Regions from separate parts of the Homo sapiens genome. Here region 2 is linked to region 1. A link is a loop called in an ENCODE intact Hi-C map of the cell type or tissue named here. Cell type or tissue: psoas muscle. All regions are shown on one strand. Links, peaks and the distances in the headings refer to the core of each region. The heading gives the core; the rest is flanking DNA. Region 1 overlaps LOC102724945 (a long non-coding RNA gene). Region 2 overlaps LOC102724945 (a long non-coding RNA gene).

The links. Hi-C counts contacts between places; a loop is a spot of excess contacts. Peaks named below come from ENCODE experiments on the same cell type or tissue, not always from the same donor. Only the 100,000 strongest peaks of a DNase experiment are listed, where the experiment ranks them.
Region 2: it touches region 1 in a loop (2.2-fold over the local background); 6 of 110 quality-filtered maps call a loop at or near these places.

Annotation. Positions count from the first base shown.
Region 1 is chr14:34,125,463-34,135,924 of GRCh38, reverse strand. It overlaps LOC102724945 (a long non-coding RNA gene), which reads left to right. Exons shown (of 9, transcript XR_001750942.2): 3 at 8,781-8,896; 4 at 9,614-9,672. Among named protein-coding and RNA genes, the nearest start is that of EGLN3-AS1, 91 kb to the right of the region's middle. In psoas muscle, for the core only: no CTCF peak of the experiment used is centred there; DNase peaks (open chromatin) are centred at 4,754 and 7,064; H3K4me3 peaks cover 553 bases; H3K27ac peaks cover 4,079 bases.
Region 2 is chr14:34,079,177-34,089,638 of GRCh38, reverse strand. The region is part of intron 5 of LOC102724945 (a long non-coding RNA gene); the gene reads left to right. Among named protein-coding and RNA genes, the nearest start is that of EGLN3-AS1, 44 kb to the right of the region's middle. In psoas muscle, for the core only: no CTCF peak of the experiment used is centred there; a DNase peak (open chromatin) is centred at 4,498; H3K4me3 peaks cover 1,067 bases; H3K27ac peaks cover 5,309 bases.

The DNA of each region.
Region 1 (10,462 bases), core at 734-8,733:
GACTTAAGGCTCTCCTCCATGTGTCTTCCCCCTTGAGAGTTACTTTTTGAATTTAGTCCCAAAAAAGCATTGTCTCTTGTGAGGAAATGGTCTATATCCTTTTTTTTTTTTTTTTTTTTTTTCCAGATTTGAGAACTGTGTAACTTATGTTTCTATTTTTTTCCAAGGTTCTAGTTTGCATACCACAGAAATCGATTCTGGCTATTGCAGTCAGAAAAGAGGAATTTGTGGCAGGGTGTGGCGGCTCATGCCTGTAATCCCAGCACTTTGGGGATTACAGGCCCTTGAGGCCAAGGCAGGCAGATAGCCTGAGGTCAGGAGTTCGAGACCAGTCTGGCCAATATGGTGAAACCCCTTCTCTACTAAAAGTACAAAAAAATTAGCCGGGTGTGGTGGCATGCGTCGGTAATCCCAGCTACCCGGGAGGCTAAGGCAGGGGAATTGCTTGAACCAGGGAGAGATTGCAGTGAGCCAAGATCGCACCACTGCACTCCAGCCTGGGCGATAGAGTGAGACTTGATCTAAAAAAAAAAAAAAAGAAAAAGAAAAGAGGAATTTGTTGAAAGGATGATTCAGGACCAAGCTGTACCACTGACTAGCTCAGGGGCAGTGGACAAGTCATTTATCCTTTTCAAATTTCACTTTACACCTTACCATTCCAGCCCTACCTGAAAGTCCCCTGTCCAAGGCCCTTGGAAGAGCAAGGGACAGTGAGGCAGGAGAAGACCAAGAGTTGAATATAGGCCTGGCCCATAATGTGAACATAAGTATTCACTTTCTCTGATGTTCAACAATTCATCTATTCAATCATTTATTCATTGGGTTGTCAGATAGTCTACTATGTGCAAAATAATCTATTTTGGCATTACATGCAAAATAATCTGTTACAGCTTTAAAATATATCTGGAACTTTTTAGATTATTTCAAGCCTTATTCTGAATAAATGTTTGTTACTTCTAGTTCTATAAGTGAGGAAATGTTTATGGCAAAGACTTTTGGCACTTTGTTTTCAAGGTGGTGTTATCTTTTGCATTCTTTGTAAATGACTTTTTTTTTCTGCCAAATAATAACTGGTTAACAAACACATGTTCATATTTATTGATTAAAATGTTGTTACTTAATTCCTTAAAAAAAAACAAACAAACCCAAAAGCCTCCCAAAGTTTGCTTTACCTGCCATTCAAGGAATGTTGCACAATCAGAGCGAGGCTCACAAAATAGATGGAATGCTCAAAAACCAAGCCTGGGAAGCACATAGGAACCAAGAGAGTTCTGGATAGTGAGGTCACAGGAACTGGTTCTCTTGCTGCTGGGCCAGGTTGAGTAAGACGTGCAATTGCCTTCATGATGTTGGGTCACTCTACATTCAAGTCCTGGAAAAGTTTCTGATTAGCCAAAGGCTTCAGTTTGGAAAGCTAGTCCCTTTCGATGTCTTAGAGGGAGTACCAGCCACTCTCAAGATTAATGGGGTAGTCTTCAAAAGGAATATCGGTGGGCAGATGTTGGATAACAACAAAAATGGATGTCCGGAAATGCAGAGTAAAGCTGTTGCTCAAAAATAAAAACAATATCCACCCTTGTAAGGAGTGTATGTGCTCTTTCTGCCTTTTCTTGGTTCTGATTTTTTTCTTCCTTTCCCTTTAATTACCCTTATTGTATTGCATTCCTTGAATGGCAGGTAATGTGAGATTTGGAAAGGATAAATGACTTGCTTGATGTCTCTGAGCTAGTAAGTAGTACAGCCAGGTTTTGAATGTATATCTTTTCACTTTAATTTCAGTTGTCTTGTCTTTCCCTCTGTATTGATGCAATACAAAGTGGAGAGTGACAAATATCAAGAAAGTTACAAGAAAACTGCTCTACTTGATCTAAAGAGGAGTATTTCTTCAGGTTTGAAGACATTTGTTGGTCTAAGTAATTAACAATAAATATGTTTTCTTTGCTAAAGGGAGAGTGCATCCACTCTCTTTTGTAAACCAGCTAACCCACCAGCAGGGAATGTCCTATCATTACCAGGAAGGTGCCATGAATAAGAAGAGTGGTTTCTTCAGTATTTTTTTCCCTGGTGAGTTCTGAGGATCTTAGGTCTATGTTCAGGCTATTCCTCTCTTTTGAAAAGACCTATCCTATCATCCAAATGCATCAGAATTTAATTTTCTTGCCTTTATAAAAAGTGTTTTCTGGGGGAAACTACATTTTTTTTTATAAAAAATTTGGATAATACAAAAATAAAATATAATGAAAACAAAAGTACACTCAGAACTCCACTGTTATATTTTACATGTATGTGTACATATTTTCTTTTTTGAAAATTGAGATTATATGATATCCTTCTTTTACATGACATAATTTTGTGAGCTCATGACACATGAAACTTTTGATACTTGGATTCTTAATAACTATTTACTTTGCACTTATTTGGGCTCACAACTGTGCATCAAAACCCCTTCCTGTCCTCCAGGAACTACCTTCTCCACTTTTAGTCTATGTAGGGAGGAGGAAGGGCAAGAAGCCAGGAATCAAGAAATCAAGAGAGCAACCCTGCGAACCATGACTTCAAAGTGATGATTCTTGTCCTACGTTAAAGATACCAAGGAGTCCAAAACACTTCTTTCTCTATTTTTTGAAGAGTATGAACATGTGACTTAGTTTTTGCATGGAACCATATCTAAAGCAACACAGTTCTGCAGAGTACAGCTAATTTTTTTTTAAAGAATTCATTATTTACAACAGTCTCTTCATTAAACAGGATCCAATTCCTAAGCCACATGGGCAGATCTCACTTGTCTCCTCTTTTCCGTCCTCCAGCCTCTGGAAGCCACAGTGAACCATCTAGGTCACTTATCAACCCACAGCTCCCTGCTTTCTTTTCCCTTCCCTCCTCTGTTATTTCTTTTATTGTTTGGGCCACTTCGCGTCTTTTCTAGAAAGTAAGAATACTTCCTCTTTAGGAGGGGTAGGAAGAGTTAAATTGTGGACATTTAGCATTCTCCTCAAATAGCAGGGGGAGAGAGATGCTGTGGACACTTACCCCATCATCTTTTATAGCCCTTTTCCGTGTCTTGCATCTCTGTTCCCCTGAAGTGACCGGCACTGGCACGACCACCTGGAAGGACCTGGGGGAAATTCTTCCTGAATAGAAGTGACCCTGAGAAACCAGGCAGCAAGGCTGATTCTGGGCCATGGCCCCAGGCTACGCATGGGCCAGCTTGGGCTGGGAGGACAACAGCAGCGGTTGTTCCTGAGTTGCCCTCCATGCCTTTTCACATCACCCCACCATCCACCCCAGGGGTAGCCTCCAAAAAGGGACTGAGATCACATTCCCCTGCCAAAGCACGGAAGCTCTGTCCTCTTGGGTAACAGGCCCCAGGACTGTGGACTGGCAGGAGATGGGTGTGGGATTAAGGAGAATGAGGTTGGTCTCTGAGTTTACATCCTAGATCTCTTTGCAGGGTTCTGCTTTCCTTGAGAGTTAGAAAAGAGCCAGAGCATATATGTGAGAAGCAAAATGGCTGGAAAGCTGTGGGCCTTGAGTATTTATTTATTCATCCCAGATTCTTTCAATATACATTCACAAGAGGGTGAGGGTGATACCTAGGTGTTCAGGCTCTAGAGTCGAGCAGACCTAAATTTGAAGCCTGTTTCCGCCACCGATGAACTAGGCAAGCAACTTTACCCCTTTAGACCCCAGCTTTTTTATGGGTAAACTTGGGCAACCTCCTCAGCAGATTATTATGAGGATTAAGAGAAAATTGAAAAGTGCATGTGGAGCATTAGTTCAGTGCCCGCTACATTGGTCTTGACGGGTGGCTGGTATTACTGTTCTTGAAAACGTCCTCCAAGAAGGCTGTGACGGAAACAAGGCTAAGTCAGATACAGATCCTGCCCAAGGTAGCTTATGATGGGCAATCCTAACACCAGAAATGATGGGAGCCAGGAGAGAAGATTAGGACGAAAGGGGCATGAAACAAACAGAATCAAAGGTTCAAAAAAGGATCGGCAGAAAGGATTGTTTAACATGGTGGGGCTGAAAGTGAAAGCTGAATTGAACAGAATATAACAGTGGGGTCTGACAGAGCCTGGGCATAGTGTCTAAAGGTGGGAAAGAGGAGCAACAGGATACATTAAAAGCACAGTAGGTGAGCAGACTCGTCACCGGGTTGACAAGAGTGAGAAGGTAAGCAAAGGAGAAAGCAGACTGGGATCGATAAATAAGCAACAAACGTAGTGATAAAGACGACCCTACCAGTCCAGACACTAAGAGGCAGCCTGTCACAGAGGCTGGAATTGGGCTTGCAGTTTAAGATCACAAAAAGAAAAATGTATGCAGATGTTTGCAGATTTTTCTGATGCTTTGATCGTTTTCCTATCACAACACTCAGAAATCCATCCTGGATTTATCCTCAGGAAAGACATCTGAGAGCCCCTCTCACGCCTTGTCACTGCCTTGGAAGATTTCATAGTCAAGTTCTCAGAGATGGGATAAGTGGTTAAGAGAGTGATCAGCACAAGTTGCTGAGTTCTGGAGACCCTGATTGGAGCAGATGCCGGCTGCGTGAACTATGTCTAGACATGGAAATTGTGCTCTTAATCTCTCAATCCTGCTTTCTCTACATTCTCTGACAACGCGCCTGTTTCTGTAAACATTCTCACCACGGGAGTGGAGCTGGAAACACATGTGCAATCAGCAGCCACAGCAGCTACAAAGGGGGTTATGAAATCCGCGCAAAAATAGCCTGCTTGCCCCATAGGCATGCAAAGCAGCCAACTAGCCAGGGAGAACGTGTCAGGCGGCAGATTTCGCTCAGTGTTTCAAGAGGCTTCCAGTGACCTGTCATACTTAGGGGCAAAGGAGCTTAGTGCTGGACAGAAACACCCGGAGGGGCTCTGGGCCTGCGGACAGAGCCTCCTGTGCAGCTGTGAGCGACAAGACCTCCTCCCAGGGAGGCAGTACAACTTCCAAGAGATGCCAGCCTCCTGTCCTACCTGCCCCGCAACTCCTCAGCCCTGGTTTAAACTTTTACTTGAGCCGGGCACGGTGGCTCATACCTGTAATCCCAGCACTTTGGGAGGCCAAGGCGGGAGGATCACTTGAGGCCAGGAGTTTGAGACTGGCCTGGGCAACATGCTGAGACCTCGTCTCTACCAAAAAATACAAAAATTAGCCAGGTATGGTGGCACAGGCCTGTAGTCCTAGCTGCTCAGGAGGCTGAGGCGGGAGGATTGCTTGAGCCCAGGAGTTCCAGACTGAACCCTGGATGACAGAGAGTGAGGCCTTGTTTCTGAAAAAACTTCTATTTGAGTTAAAACTTTGAGGTCACGTAATGTTACTGGAGGCAAGAATCTAAAAAGCCTGGCTCCTGCCCTTGGAACTTAATGCATCAGCTGGCTGGCCCTTTGCAGGGTTGGGATGGTGCATCTCTATAGAGTGAGGGAGTGGGAGGGAAAAGCACTTTGGCTGGGATGCTGGGCGCAGGGCTGGCAGATATGTGTTCACCATCTGCAAGGTGAAGGGGTGAGAAATGAGACTTGCTGTGAACAGGGGGGTGCACTGGGTGTCTTCTTTCACCTCCAGCTCCTCCTGCTGCATGACGTTTAGCCCAGTCACTTTGGGCCTCTTGCTTCAGCTTCACTACTGAGTGGGAAGGTGCTCTCTCCCCTGTATTTCACTCCTAAAGAAAGAGGAAAGGATCACCAGTCAGGTGACTGGCCATCACCTCGTCACGTGTCCTTGAAGTTGGAATCTCAGTCAACTCAGAGAAATGATTACATTACTGAGTGCCGTCGCAGAGGTCCTGGGGATATTTTTGTCAATAGAGCCCTTTGTGACTGAAGAGACAGGGTGGGTCATCTACATTCTGTTGGGGAAGACCATGGGGCTAGAAGTCAGCAGATCCAGGCTCTGAGCCAGCTCTGTCGGGTTACTTTCTGTGTTACTGAATGTCTCTGCTTTCCTCAGTTGAACAAAGCAAAGATCTGTAGCCCAAGAAAGGCCACTGGGCAATTGTAATGGCTAGGCTAGGGCAACAGAATGTGCTGAGGGCAGCGTGGAAATGGTGGCCAAGGCACTAAAGACCAGCTTTCTCTTTCATGGGAGCCTGAAATGAACCCTCTGCCACCTCCCTTCCCCACCCATAGATTCCTTTCCCATTTACAGGCAGCTAGGTTGGCCTTGGCCTGGACTGGGTTTCTGTTTTGTCAAACTAACAGGTTTCTGCTGGGAGGAGGGCACTGGCGGAAGTAGCATAACTTATCTTTGGTTTAGGGGTGGAACTTCGGTTGTTTCTCCAGGCACGTCATGTCTTGGCTTGGACCATCCCTTGCTAAAGCACTGTGCTTCACATCCTTTTACGGGAAGTACACGACCTTCCATCTCCCCGCAGGTGTGGGCTGGACCCACAGGACCCAGGCAAAGCCTTTTAGGTGGGTATCCTATTCAGAGGGCCAGCCAGGGACCCCATTGGCCTATTCCTCATAGTCCACACCTGTTTCCAAGGGGCCTCTTTGAACTCAATGACTTTCACTCTTTCTTTTGGAGTCATTTTAGGACAAAGGGAAATGAAATCCTGGTCCTTCAGTGACTTGAGCCATATCTTAAAATTGGGGTTGGGAGGGAACAGAATGGCTCCCCCAAGTCCTGCTCTGGGAGTCAGTTGTTGCCTAGGCTGGGACTCTGAGCTAGTACCCATCATACACAGCATTCCGATTTCTCCCTGTAGCATCCTGAATCTGTATATGCTTTGGGAGCCTGGGGTGGGGAGAGGCCAACCCCTGTCCCTCCATCACACTGTACTTCAGAGAAACCTGTGGAAGATAAAACTACCATTGTGGCTCCTTCCAAGGAGCTTTGGTAAAAAGGAAAGGTATCTGTTTCTGTAGGGATAACACTGAAGTGGAGTGTTGGAAACTCATGTTTCCAGAAAGCTTGAAGGTTTTGACCACCCCAGATGCTTTCTTCATGTTTCACACCAGGCAGCTTGGGCGTGGAGAGCTGCCTCCACCAACTTGGCTGAGAAGCCCTGGCAGCTGCTCAGGCTGAAAATAGTAGGTGCTTCGCATTTTCATCGCAGCCTGAGCAGGGCCTCACGTACACACACCTTGGCACGCAAATGTGGGCGCAGAGATTGTTCCAGGCATCGGGGCCGTGTTCACACATGGCTGTGAGGTGAAGCTGGAAATAGGCTCTGGTAGCCAAGGAAGCAAAGGAGCTGAGGGCCTCTACCATGTGGGGCTGCCATCTCCTTCCTGCAAGCAGCACGGAAAAGGACCTGCCTGAGCCTCAGTGGCCAAGTGTCTTCACCCCTGTAGCCCAGGACAGGCTTTAGAAAAAATGAAAAACAGGTTCATGATGGTTATTTTATGCAAAACCTTTGGAATTCTTCCTTTATCTCCAAATACAAATATTTAAAGTGTTTAAATCACTACAAGAAAATAAAAATCTAAAAGCAATCTGTTAAATAGACTGGGGATGTTGGTAGGGAAAGCAATAGGATCTCCTCTCTGCTCTTGGTGCTTGGGGCACCTCTCTCTTGCTTTTCTCTCACTTCTTGGCTGCCATTTCCCAGGGCCCTGTCCTGGGCTCATCCTGGCATTGATCAATGGCTCTGAAAACATAGGACAACGTAGCTTCAGATATTTAAAGCAGGTATAAGATGTGCCGGAGAGTATCTACAGCATCCATCTCTCTCTCTCTCTCTTTCTCTCTCTCTCTCTCTATCTCCATCCATCCATCTACCCATCCACCTCTTCCTCCCTGTATACTTTCCTTGAGAAAATAGACTCTATTAGAAAGTTGATTTCGTGCAATGCTCTAAGACAGTTATTTTTTATTTATTTTCATTTTCCCCATCATGTTCCTCAGCCAGGAGTTTCAGTGAGCTAGTCGAAAGTGCACCAGCCTTGATGAGAGATGGGCTTAGCTTTGAATCCAGGCATGCTATATGTAGCTGCAGAGTGTTGGATAATTCACCTAAATTCTCTGAACTTTGTAAACTGAGAGTAACTACTTTGCAAGCCTTCTGTGAGGTCCCAGGGGGACAGTGTGTACAAAGCACCAGGAACATATTAGCACCCAGTGAGAGGTGACTGCACCATTTCCTTCATGTTGTAGCATTTTTGAGACTCCTAGTGAAAAGAAAACATCACAGATGTACAGAGAAAGGACTGGCCCAGGCACAGCACACACCATCAGCTCATCATGCCCAACCAGTTTGACCTTGGGTCACTAGCAAAATGCCTCTGTAGAAGGGTGCATGTGGAATGGAGCTGGGCTACGGTGCCATTCACTTCTTATGCCTTTTTTTTTTTTTTTTTTTTTTTTTTTTTTTTTTTTTGGTGAGATGGAGTCTGGCTCTGTCACCCAGGCTGGAGTACAGTGGCGTGATCTTGGCTCACTGCAACCACCGCCTCCCGGGTTCAAATGATTCTCCTGCCTCAGCCTCCCAAGTAGTTGGAATTACAGGCACCCACCACCACGCCTGGCTAATTTTTGTATTTTTAGTAGAGATGGGGTTTCACCACGTTGGCCAGACTGGTCTTGAACTCCTGACCTTAGGTGATTCACCTGCCTGAGCCTCCCAAAGTGCTGGGATTATAGGCATGAGCCACCGCTCCCAGCCTCTTATGCCAATTTAAGTCTGCTTGCAAATAGAAGTGGGACTAAATATATAATACAAACTTAGCTAGAGTCCAAAATTGGAGTAGAAGTTGTTGAAACAGTTTCCTTCATGTAATTGTTATAAACAAAGTATAACAAAGCTATTCATTGCCCACTTTCTGCAGGGTGTATCAACCATTTTAAATCTGCCCTCAAAAGCACAGAACAAATCAGACAGCATTTTGCTCACAGAGGAGAGGGTGTATGAGAACCAAATTCCAGCTTCAGCACATGGCCTTGGGTAAGTCATTTGCTTTCTCTACACCTTAGCTTTCTCATCTGTAAAATAAGAATGGTGATATGATAGTAGTAATAATTCTACAGGCCACATGTGTCTCATACCATTATAATAACGATCAACCGAAGTCATGTATTTTAAAGCCTTCAGGAAACTGTGAGTGTAAGGCATGGTTATCTCACCTTGCAGGAAGGTCTTGAATCCATTCCAATAGCCTTTATTGGATGAGTGGTTTCTGGTGTTGATTTGTGTGCTTGAAAACATGTAGAAAAAGGCTGTGGGCAACATTTCTATCAGGGGTTGTGAGGTGATCGTAGGCAGGTTGCTTCTCAAGGGCAGATGATGTAAGGATGAGAGGGCCAACTATGATATCAGGGGATAGACTCAGGATTCCTCCAGGCCTCGATAACTTTAATCCTCTCTACCTTTGTCCTCCCTCCCCTCAATATGCGGCAGTCTCTGTCCCTTGCATGAACACAGGCTCCCTCCTCTTGGTTACTTTCCCCATTTATTAACTTCCTGATCTCTTGAACAAGGTGTCTGCAGCAGTCTGTGTTCACCAGATGTTCTATGTGGTGTATTGTTTGGGTGAGGCCGTGGAACTCATTCTAGCAGATGAACCATGAGCAGGGGTGATATGTGTGGCTTCCACACTGGGGCAATAAAGAACCAATGTCTTACTTCCCTTGTTCTTGCTTCCTCTGCCATGTGCCCCCAAAGGTACAGCTACAAGATGGAGGAAGCTATTTGACCTGCATCAGACTTTACGTGAACAAAAGGTAAGCCTTTATCATGTGAAACCACTGAGATTTGAGGATTTATTCTGGGATTGCCACATAGTTTGGCCTGTCCTGACAATAAGCGGGACATGCCTTGCTGCTTCACTCCCCCTCACCCCACCTGCTCCTCCAATTTGTGTAATCTTGTGTCTGCCCTCACTGCTTGGAGAAACGGCTACCCTCAAAATTTACCAGTGACCTCATCCTTATTTAGCTACAGACTGCTGAGTTGCCTCATTCACTTAAACTCTTCTTTCTCTCTTAATCTTTTACTTCATTATTTTAAGCTTAATAAAAAGTAATCCATTCTCACTTTAAGGAAATCTCCCCTTACCTTCCCAATTATTTATCTGCTTTTTGTTCTGTTTCCTTTTCTCTTACCTCAAAAGGCAGGTTTCCCCCCAAAGATCTGCCTCTGGCTCTCCTCTCTTCTCATCTCCCCACTCCCCCAGGTGCTTCCATATGCTCCTGTGTGCTCCAGCGGTTGGCTCGTTTGCACAAGGCGGCATTCCTCACTCTCAGCTCCAGCCTAACGTTTCCAGCCTCTCTAGATGTCTGCCTGGGTCTGCAGCCCACTTTTGGAGATGACTGTTCAGAACTAGACTTATCATCCTTTCTCCTTTTTTCCTTCTTCTTCCTACTGTGCTCCCTTTTACTTACTGTCCATGGCACTGTTATCAAATTTCACCCAGGCTTGACCCCTACATTTTCTTTTTGACTTGGTCTTTTCCATTCTACCACTCCCTTATCTAATCAGTTATTGAGTGCAGTGGATTCTTTCACCTGGTCC
Region 2 (10,462 bases), core at 1,029-9,028, 47 kb after region 1:
GAGTTGTGTGACACAGCTGACAGTCGCTTCGTTCTCCAGTCAGTGCAAAAGAAAAATGAATAGCTAATGGGGGATGTCCTCCTAAAGGATTTTCCCAGTGAAAACTTCTGGGAGATGGATGCTGAAAGAATGTAATTAATTGCCCGAAATTAATACCTCCAACCTTACTCAAGGTTTTCTGACCTCTTTACTAGTGTCAGGGTGGAGAGGTGGCTTATCTCAGAACGGGGCCTTCTAGCAACTGAGAGACCTGTGAATAGCAGGCAGTCCATTGCTATCTCGTTTTACATTCATGTATTTTTTTTTTTTAGTGATTATAAATGGTATTGTATTTATAATGTTTCCACATATTCACTTTTAGAATACAGAAATACAAATCACTTTTTAATTGTCACAACTGATTTTCATATGTTGATCTTATGTCAGTGACCTTGCTGAACTCAGTTTAAGGAAGGTTTTTGTAGATTCCTTGAGATTTTCTATGCAAACTATCACTGCGTCTGCAAACAGAGATAATTTTAGTCCTTCCTTTCTTATCTGTATGCCTTTTATTTCCTTTTCTTGCCTTATTGAGCCGGCTAGATCACAGTTGGACAGCAGTGGTGAGAGCAGACATTCTTGCAGACATGCTTGCCTTATAAGTGATCTTAGGGGAAAAGCAGTCTTCTATAATTATAATGTTAGTTGTGGTTTTTTTGTAGATGTTCTTTATCAGATTGAGAAGGTTCCTCACTATTCCTAGTTTTCTGAGAGTTTTTTTTTTTTATCATTAATAGGTGTCAAATTTTGTCAAGTGTCTTCTGTGTCTACTGATATGATCATGTGATTTTTTTCCTTTTAATTTATTAATATGGTGGATTACATTGATTGATTCTTGAACATTGAACCAGCCTTGCATCCTATGAACAGGGATCATTCCAACGTTACCTAATTTTAAAGATCATATAGAAGAAATAGTGTCTCAGTTATATGACCCTAATTTGGAGGAAGGGGATAAGGGGTGAGAAACGAGCTCTTCCAACAAGGGCATTTGCCTTGGTTCACCTGACTGGATCAAATAAGACTTCTGGCCGGGCACGGTGGCTCATGCCTGTAATTCCAGCACTTCGGGAGGCTGAGGCAGACAGATTGCTTGAGCTCAGGAGTTTGAGACCAGCCTGGGCAACACAGTGAAACCCTGTCTCTACAAAAAATACAAAAATGAGCTGGGCGTGGTGGTGTGTGCCTGTAGTCCCAGCTACTTGGGAGGCTGAGGTGGGAGGATGGCTTGAACCCAGGAGGCAGAGGTTGCAGTGAGCCAAGATGGTGCCACTGCACTCCAGCCTGGGTGATAGAGCCAGATCCTGTGTCAAAAGAAAAAAAAAAGGTGGCAAGAGGTACTGAGGTCCAAGAGATGATATATCTAGCACTCCCTTCCACCTCAATGAATCCAACAGGAAGCAAAGACCTTCCATCTTCTCCTTACTAATTATGCTGTAAATACTTTCTCTTAATTTTTAATGTCATCTTTCCTCTTTTATTTCTCCCATCATCATTCCAAAACCCATTCAGAAGGGTGTATTTGCAGGCATGTTGTTGGGGTGGTAGAGTAGAGTGGGAAAAGAAAGAGGTAAGATGTGATGCAAATAGAATATATTTCAGCTGAATGATCTGTTTTAACAATCTGTGTTTGTCTAGAGATGTTTGAGAGCATGAGAAAGGAAGTCAAGGAAAGCTTGACCATCCCCGGCAGAGTCTGGAGTTTGGCAGCTGGGAATGGAGATAGCACGCAGAGTGAACAAAGGTCCAAGATGAGCTCAGAGCCACTGAATGACAACACACCTTCTGAATGCACATGACTCCTCAGATGCCTCTGGTCTCTAACACCTCACAGAGCAGCTGCCACACCACACCACTCTCAGGTTCATTAGTTATTCTTTAGGTGGTTAGAGCACAGCATGAAGGAAGCAGGGTTGATTGGTTTTATTCCTGCAATGATTAGGGCATTTTGCACTGCTTAGTGGCCCTATCCTGCTCCCTGAGGCTAGTCTACAGGTGGGAAATATTGGTCCTGCCGAGGAACCAACTGGCATCACCAGATGCATTGGCAACGTTGGAAAAATACAATCTCATGAGCAATGGTATGCCCCATGTGTCCTAAATGTTTTTCTATGCCAGTGATTTTCAAATTCTTTTAGCCTTTAAGTTTTTTTTTTCCCTCCAACTGAAATCTTACTAGGAAACTCATCAAAAAGAAGAGGAGCTGTTCTGATTCAAGTTTGGCAGAATTCAGAGATCCATGTAAAGGATTCCTTTCCTCCTCTGAACTCTGCCACAATCATTTCAATAAACAAAATTTTAAAACTACTGTATTATGTGTTCTTTAATGCTGGTTAATGTTCTTACCTAATTTTAAAGGGAAGAGACTGAGACATGAAGGGGCTATAACTTTTCCAAGTCAATGCCACGAGTTTGCATCAGTCAGGAACTGTGCTTGTCTGATCTGAAAACTGGTTTAAACAAGGCAGGGCTTTACTTTTCTGTCACCTAAGAGGACACTGTAGGGCAGTATAGGGCCGATGTGGTGGGGCTTATGAGGTCTTTGGGGACCTAGGCTCTTTGCGGCCCAACATTCCATGATCTCTAGGATGGATCCTCATCCCATGTTTATGATATGATTTCTAGAGCTCCAGCCATCTGATCAGCACATAGAAGATGTAGAAAGAGGGGGAATAGGAATAGAAGGGGTTTTCTAGAAAGGCTTAATGACTTTTGCTTACATCTGAAATGAGTAACTTAAAAAATTAAGCTGGCATACTGACATACCTGATATGGTTTTGCTGTGTGTCCCCACCCAAATCTCATCTCGAATTGTAATCACCGTGTGTTGAAGGAGGGACCTGGTGGAAGGTGATTAGATCATGGGGGTTCTCATGAGATCTCATGGTTTAAAGTGGGTGGCAGTCTCCCTCCTCCGTCTCCTGCCACCTTGTAAGATATGCTTTGCTTCCCCTTCACCTTCCTCCATGATTGTGTTTCCTGAGGCCTCCCCAGCCATGTGGAACTGTGAGTCAAACCTCTTTTCTTTATAAATTACTCAGTCTCAGGTGGTTCTTTATAGTAGTGCGAAAATGAACTAATACACACCCTTTCCCCCAGCAATATAGGAGCTCTGCCAGTGAGGAAGGGGAGAGCTGACATTGGTGGATAACTAACAGTTTGGCACAAAATATGTGTAAAAAGTATGCCTCTAAGTGAGCACATGTCCTGGATTTATCCCAATTGCAAATAAGCTGCCTCTTCTCCTCATAAACCCACCAAGTCAATATTTCAGCACCTAAATGTTTTTTTCTCATTTTTTTCTTATTCAGAAGAGGCTCAAAACTCCTTTGTCAGATTAATGTCCTGTATTTTATTTTAGAAAATAAGGTGTTCATAAAACAACCTAACTTGTTATTTGTTAAAATTGCTTGACAAAGGATTTTTTTTTTCAAAATATCGCATATGTTTTGGATTGTCTTCAGACCATAATCCTGCTCTATGAGGGCAAGTGGCAGGTGGGAAGGTGTAGATCAGCAATATGTGGTTTGTGACTGAACGTGGAAGTTGGATTACACTTCAGGGTGCATAGATGCCTGCCCTTGACCCTTTACCACATGAGGGTCTTTATTAGCTCCTCACTAAGGCATTCCTGTTCCCCACCTGCTTTCCTGCCCACCTCACAAGGGTGATGGGGGCACTATTGGTTCAGAGTGGGCTGCCACTGCCTGTGGTATAGTGTGGAAGACAAAGAATGGACATGGATTGAAAAGACCTGGATTCAACTCTGCCTTTGTGACCCTTTGACAAGCCACCTCAGTTCTCCAGGCCTCATTTCCTCTTTAGTAAAATGAGAGGATTAGACTAGATGAGCTCTGTGGACACTTCCAAATCAAATATTCTGATATTGTGTCTCCTGCTCCCATCCCCTGTCCTTTGTCCTCACGTGGGCTGGAATGTGAGGTACAAATGCTGCCAGTCACTGGATAAGGACTCTTAAAAGTCATCTGCTCACTTTCTTCCACCAGGAAGAATTATAATAAAAATTAGCCTGTTTGCTTAAGTTTTATGGATTTGTTTTATAGATCCTAGAGATTTTCCTAATGTAGGTCTCTAACTAAAATGCCTCCAGTTGGATTTAATGCCCATTTTCTCTTGCCCTGTTGATTATATGGCTGTCTGGATGTTCATAGGAAAACTTGAGACAAAATCACAATTGCAATAGGATGAAGAACATTTCCCAAAGGAATGGGATCCAGATTGCTCACTGTCTATTTATGAGTTCACTTTTTTTTTTTTTTTGGAGACTGACTCTCACTCTGTCTCCCAGGCTGGAGTGCAGTGGCATGATCTTGGCTCACTGCAACCTCCGCCTCCTGGGTTCAAGCGACTCTCCTGGCTCAGCCACCTGACTGGCTGGGATTACAGGAGTGTGCCGTCATGCCTGGCTAATTTTTGTATTTTTATTGGAGACAGGGTTTCACCATGTTGGCCAGCCTGGTGTCAAATTTCTGATCTCAAGTGATTCACCTGCCTCGCCCTCCCAAAGTGCTGGGATTACAGGCACGAGCCACCGCACCTGGCTGAGTTCACTTTTTAACTGACTCAGTCCATCAAGAGAACTGGGCACCTGCTACGTGCCAGTCTCTACATGGAAAATATGGGCTCCAATGCTTGCCTGATCTATTTTGCAGGTAAATGTGCTACTATGTGCCAGTCTCTGTCTCATGTGTATCACTTTCTTATGTAATCTTAACCATATGATGTAGGCATTTATCATTGAATTCTAATGTTTCTGTCTGCTGCTTCTTTGACTGAGGAAACTGTGCAATACCCTTTTCCCAATCATTTATTTACCTAATCTTTTTGGTAAGTATTATGTGCTAGGGACCAGAGATATAACTGACCAAGACAGATAGGGTTTATCTGACAGGACTGTCAATCTATTCATCATAGTGCCCTACTTACTCCCAAGCACAAGCCTGACCAATCATGAAATGTCATGTTCCTTTGGCCAGTGATTAGACCAGGGGCTGGGAGAATGACCAAAGTAGGACCAGTTAGAGTCCTCGTATGCCATATGATCCAATGCTGGTTGCTGGAAATAGAGGGCTTCTCCTTCCCTTTATTCATTTAAGCCTTGGATTCAGATGTATATGGTACCTACCCCCACTAATGTACTTTGAAGTTTCAAAAACCAATAAATTTCCTTTTTGCTTAAGCTATTAGATTGAACCATATGAAAATGCCATATTTGCAGGTTGAATGTCAGAATTTCATCTGGTTTAACCTAGTAGTTTACATTTCTGCTGCCTATAATTGAATGAGTCCTGACTAATATGGGAGTACTGTTATCTCCAACTTAGATGAGGAAAATGAAGCAAGGGGTATTTGGTCAACGTCATTTTGCTATTAAGTATAGCAGGAATTAAAACCCTGGTGGCTTCAAAGCACATGTTCTTGATGAGCACTGAACAGAAGAGATTGTTGCTCATAGAGTGGGCCACAGGCAGCTGCCTGTCAGCAAACTATTTGCTACTAATCCATAAGAAGATAGGAAGTGCTGTGCCAGAGTGCAAAATCAACTATGCCACTAAGCATGCTCTTTAGTTCAGCATTTTTTTTTAATAGTAAGACTTTCTCAATGATGTAAGCAGTGAGCTGATTTAGATACTGGTGCAAGCTGCTTATCTCCTCCTGATCCAGTGTCAAATGGTCTTGTGGATTGGCACTTGGAGCAGCACTGGGTACACAGTGGACCCTTGGGTTTGCTGCCCAGTGACAATAGCCTCCATTCACTGGGGACTTCCACAGAAGCCATATCTATGCCATGTGATGCTGACCTACTCTTCTGCTAGTCACAGCTGATTGGTTCAAGTCATTTGTTTGAGCCAAACTGGACCAATTAGATTTTCTTATCTAAGAATATGGAATCTCAAAAAGAGAAACAAAGGAGCCAGGAGAAGTAAGTAGTGAAACTACAAAAGCAGAATAAGCCCCAAAAACCCTTGTTTCCATGTCTTTGGAACTGTCGTTCTTACACTTTTGAGGTGTGGCTGTTCAACTCTTCCTGTACATTTTGTGAGATTACTAATATCCTTTCACAAGTAAATTCCTTTTTGTCTTAAGCCAGGTAGAGTTGGTTTCAAAAGAACCTTAATACCATTGAAAAATATAAGGAAGACCACATGTTCATGACTTAGGATTCTGTTAATAATTTCAATTATTTGCTAGCCTATGTGAGGGTGTTACCCACAATTCTGGGTCCCAGTAGTAGCTGGAAAAGTTGCTACCTAAACTGGGCATCCCCTCATCCCCTACTGTTAAATAGAAACAAAGACAAATATAGTCAATTAACTCTGATTACTAAAGACTCTGATAAGAATTGAACATCTTAGTTAAAGCAAATAATCAACTTGTATCGTTTAACTGTAGATAAATAGAAACCAAATGAATGAATTCACTCATTGCTAACATTAGGAGCGTTAGTCACCTTGGGGCTGCAGCACTGACATCTGCCCATCTAGCTGCCTTTAAAAGAACCATTTGCTCTGGGAACACAAACATCATCTCAACTACCTAAACTCAAACAACAGGTCCTTGAATTCAAACTTGTTTTGAAAAAAAATTATGATCGAGACACAACTTGAATCCTCTTATTACCCATCCATTTCTCTTTAGAAGTAATATATGAATAAAAACAAAATACTTGGAAATCTCCTAAGATTTTCTCACTGCTTGAAGTAGGAAGTCCCAATAGATAGTTCATTCCCGTTTGGTGAAGAAAGCAGCTAAAATGGAGGTTTGAGATGAATGCTTAGCAGCTGGAAGTTGCTGCATAGGGCGATAGCAGGAGAAAGGAAGCAGGTGAAAGTTCCTGCTGCTCTTATTTGGGGGAAGATGCTGGGAGAGGCCTTACAAGCTTGATGGCCTTGATCATTTATTTCTGAGTTCAGAATAATTGTCTCCCACACGCTTACCTAGAACCTCTGTGATCTTGGTTCTGAATAGGTTAATCTATTTTTAATGGCTACCCAAATACTATTAAGCTAATTCTTGCATTCCTTTGCTCTTCCTATTTAAAAACAAAAGTTCTGATAGTAATAGATGTCCCTGCCATTGTGGCCAAGAGAATCACCTACAGATGCTCTCTGAACAGAAAAAAATTGAACCTGAGATTCACATATCTATGCTTATAATTCTCCACATTTACAACCTCTTAGTCTTTAAAAAATCTAATGATTTAGGTGCAGAGTTCTTTTTTCTTAATTGTATTGTTGGACTTATCTTAAACATAATCTGTAAGACTCAACATAATATCATTTATCCAGTATTTTTTATTGTACTAAATTTCAGGACTAATCTAAGTTTAAACTCTTTATTTTAGAAAATCAGTAACAGCAGCTAATTAGCACATCTCATTCTGGATGTATTTGCCAACCAATTTCAGAGACTCATTTGCCTGTTAAGAGATTTTATTGAACACCAGCACCACAGACTCTCCTTTTTTTCTAGTAAACAGCTCATGCTTATTATCTTATTACAGGAATGCCACTGGTTAAATCAGGCTCTGAATATAAATAGCCATATTACTGCCATCAGGCATCAATGTTTATTTAGTGGCTGTGAGTCATGCATACCTCTTTGATCGGGTTTGGAATGAGCCATTGCCGTTTTTGTTCAAAAAGGTTATTTGCAAAGGCTACAGAAGTATCAGTTAGATTAAACATGAAATTAATCAGCGTGGAATTTTATCAGCCATTTCTGCCACCAAACACCAGGTGTCAAGAGCATGTGCAAATGAGGGCTGAACATAATGAAGCTGGGGACAGCTTAGTAGAGAGGTCAGAAAAGATTCCAAGAGGTCTGAGGGAGGAAAGGTGGAGGGAGGCAGCGAGGAAGGAGGGAAGACAGGCAGGCAGGTAATATTGAAGGCCTGCTGAATCATCTGGAACGACTTGGCAGTTTTACATAGCATATCTCATAGCACAGTGTGTGGAATGGGAGTTAGGTGACCTGCGAGCTTGAGCTCTGATCTGCCCAGTCCAGTGATCTTAGGAAAACAACTTAATGCATACAGGCATTACAAAGCATGCAGAGAGAACATATGACAAACTTGTACAAAAGCAGGGAAACCACCTCAATGTTTCTCTAGACTAAAAATATCAGAGAGAAATAGACCCAAGGCAGATGTGATGTGGCTTTTTGTTGATGAAACTATGATGGCAGAGAACATGTGGCCCTTTAACTGGAGGGCTCACTGAAACTGGGTCTATTCCGTCATTCAACATTTAGCGTATCCTCTGCTTGTCAGGCACAGTGCTGAGCAGGCCTGTGAGTAATTATACCATGGTTAGTGCTATGATGATTGCCACTATAAATTCCTGTTGACCTCATTCTCAACCCTGCTTTCAGCACTGCTCGGCGATTCTGATACATTATTCGGAGCGACTCTTCCCCCCATTGTCCACGAAGCCAATTTCTAGCACTCCCTGCTGTCTTCAAGCTTCTGTCTTCCCAGCCTCCATTCTGCTTACTCTCAGTGGCTGATCAGACCTTCCCTACAGTGAAAATAAATTTATCTACATTCACACTGATCCACTCCCTCTCCCATATTCTCATCTCAGGGAATGTCTTTCCTCTTAAAACAGGCAATCCTTCTATCTGTGATTTGGATCCCATTCCCTCCTGGAGGTCGTTTTCTACCTAGAATCTTTAATTCTTCCCTCTCAACTAGCTTCATCATTCCAAATTAAAAAAAAAAAAAATCCTCCTTCAACCATACCCCTCTTCAGGAATCCTCCTCCATTGTCAAAGGCAAGCTACCTGAAAGAATTGTCTACCTAGAATTTTCATTCCCTCGAGTTCCCTGGGAGACCGACACAGAGCTTCGAATGCAGGTGGTGAACTGGGGAAAGCTCTCAGAAGCTGCACCAGGGCTGGCATGAAGGAGTCTCTTGGAAACTGTGACTTTAAAAGATGTACAGCAGGCCCTCCAATAAAGTTGTTTGGTGCAATGTTCTTTCTTTATAACATTGGTGAGGGAAAAAATGTTTTATTGTACATCATTTCATTTAAAGTAGTAGTTTCCAAGAACCTATTCACTTTAAGTGAGGACCTACTGTGGATACAACAGTGGCATCATCCAATTCTAGGGAACTCTAGGGCTGGGATGGCCTTTAGAGATGACCTGAATTGAAGCAAAGGGGACAGGCCTTTGTAACCCCTCATCAACCAGCCATTGGATGCACAGGGCAGGCACATCAACTCGGGTAAGTCAGTTTCCTTTGATAAAAAGTCATTCTTGCAGAGGAATTCAGCTGTGAGCCATCAGCGGGCTAAAGTCCTGGCAGCTGGGGAATGAGTGCTTCAACCCTAAAAGGGGGTTCTGGGTGGCACAGCCTAGCACATGCTCTATAATGACAACCATCTTTCTGTCACCTGGCTTTGTCTCTCCTGAGCTCCAGACTCCATCGACATTCAACTGCCTACTGCAGATTTCCCTTTTGGCAACATGTGAGATACAATAAAACATATACAAAATTTAATGCTCATCACCACCTTCTACAGCTCTACTCCCTCTTTAGGGTTCTCTGTATTAGTCTGTGTTCACGCTGCTGATAAAGACATACCTGAGACTGGGAAGAAAAAGAGGTTTAATTGGATTTACAGTTCCACATGGCTGAGGGGGCCTCAGAATCATGGCAGGAGGCGAAAGGCCCTTCTTTTTTCTTTTTTTTTTTAATTTTTATTTTTATTTTTATTTTATTTTATTTTATTTTTATTTATTTATTTTTATTTATTTATTTATTTATTTATTTATTTTTTTTTTTTTTATTGATCATTCTTGGGTGTTTCTCACAGAGGGGGATTTGGCAGGGTCATAGGACAATAGTGGAGGGAGGGTCAGCAGATAAACAAGTGAACAAAGGTCTCTGGTTTTCCTAGGCAGAGGACCCTGCGGCCTTCCGCAGTGTTTGTGTCCCTGGGTACTTGAGATTAGGGATTGGTGATGACTCTTAACGAGCATGCTGCCTTCAAGCATCTGTTTAACAAAGCACATCTTGCACCACCCTTAATCCATTCAACCCTGAGTGGACACAGCACATGTTTCAGAGAGCACAGGGTTGGGGGTAGGGTCACCGATCAACAGGATCCCAAGGCAGAAGAATTTTTCTTAGTACAGAACAAAATGAAAAGTCTCCCGTGTCTACCTCTTTCTACACAGACATGGCAACCATCCGATTTCTCAATCCTTTCCCCGCCTTTCCCCCCTTTCTATTCCACAAAACCGCCATTGTCATCATGGCCCGTTCTCAATGAGCTGTTGGGTACACCTCCCAGACGGGGTGGTGGCTGGGCAGAGGGGCTCCTCACTTCCCAGTAGGGGCCGCCGGGCAGAGGCGCCCCTCACCTCCCGGACGGGGCGGCTGGCCGTGCCGGG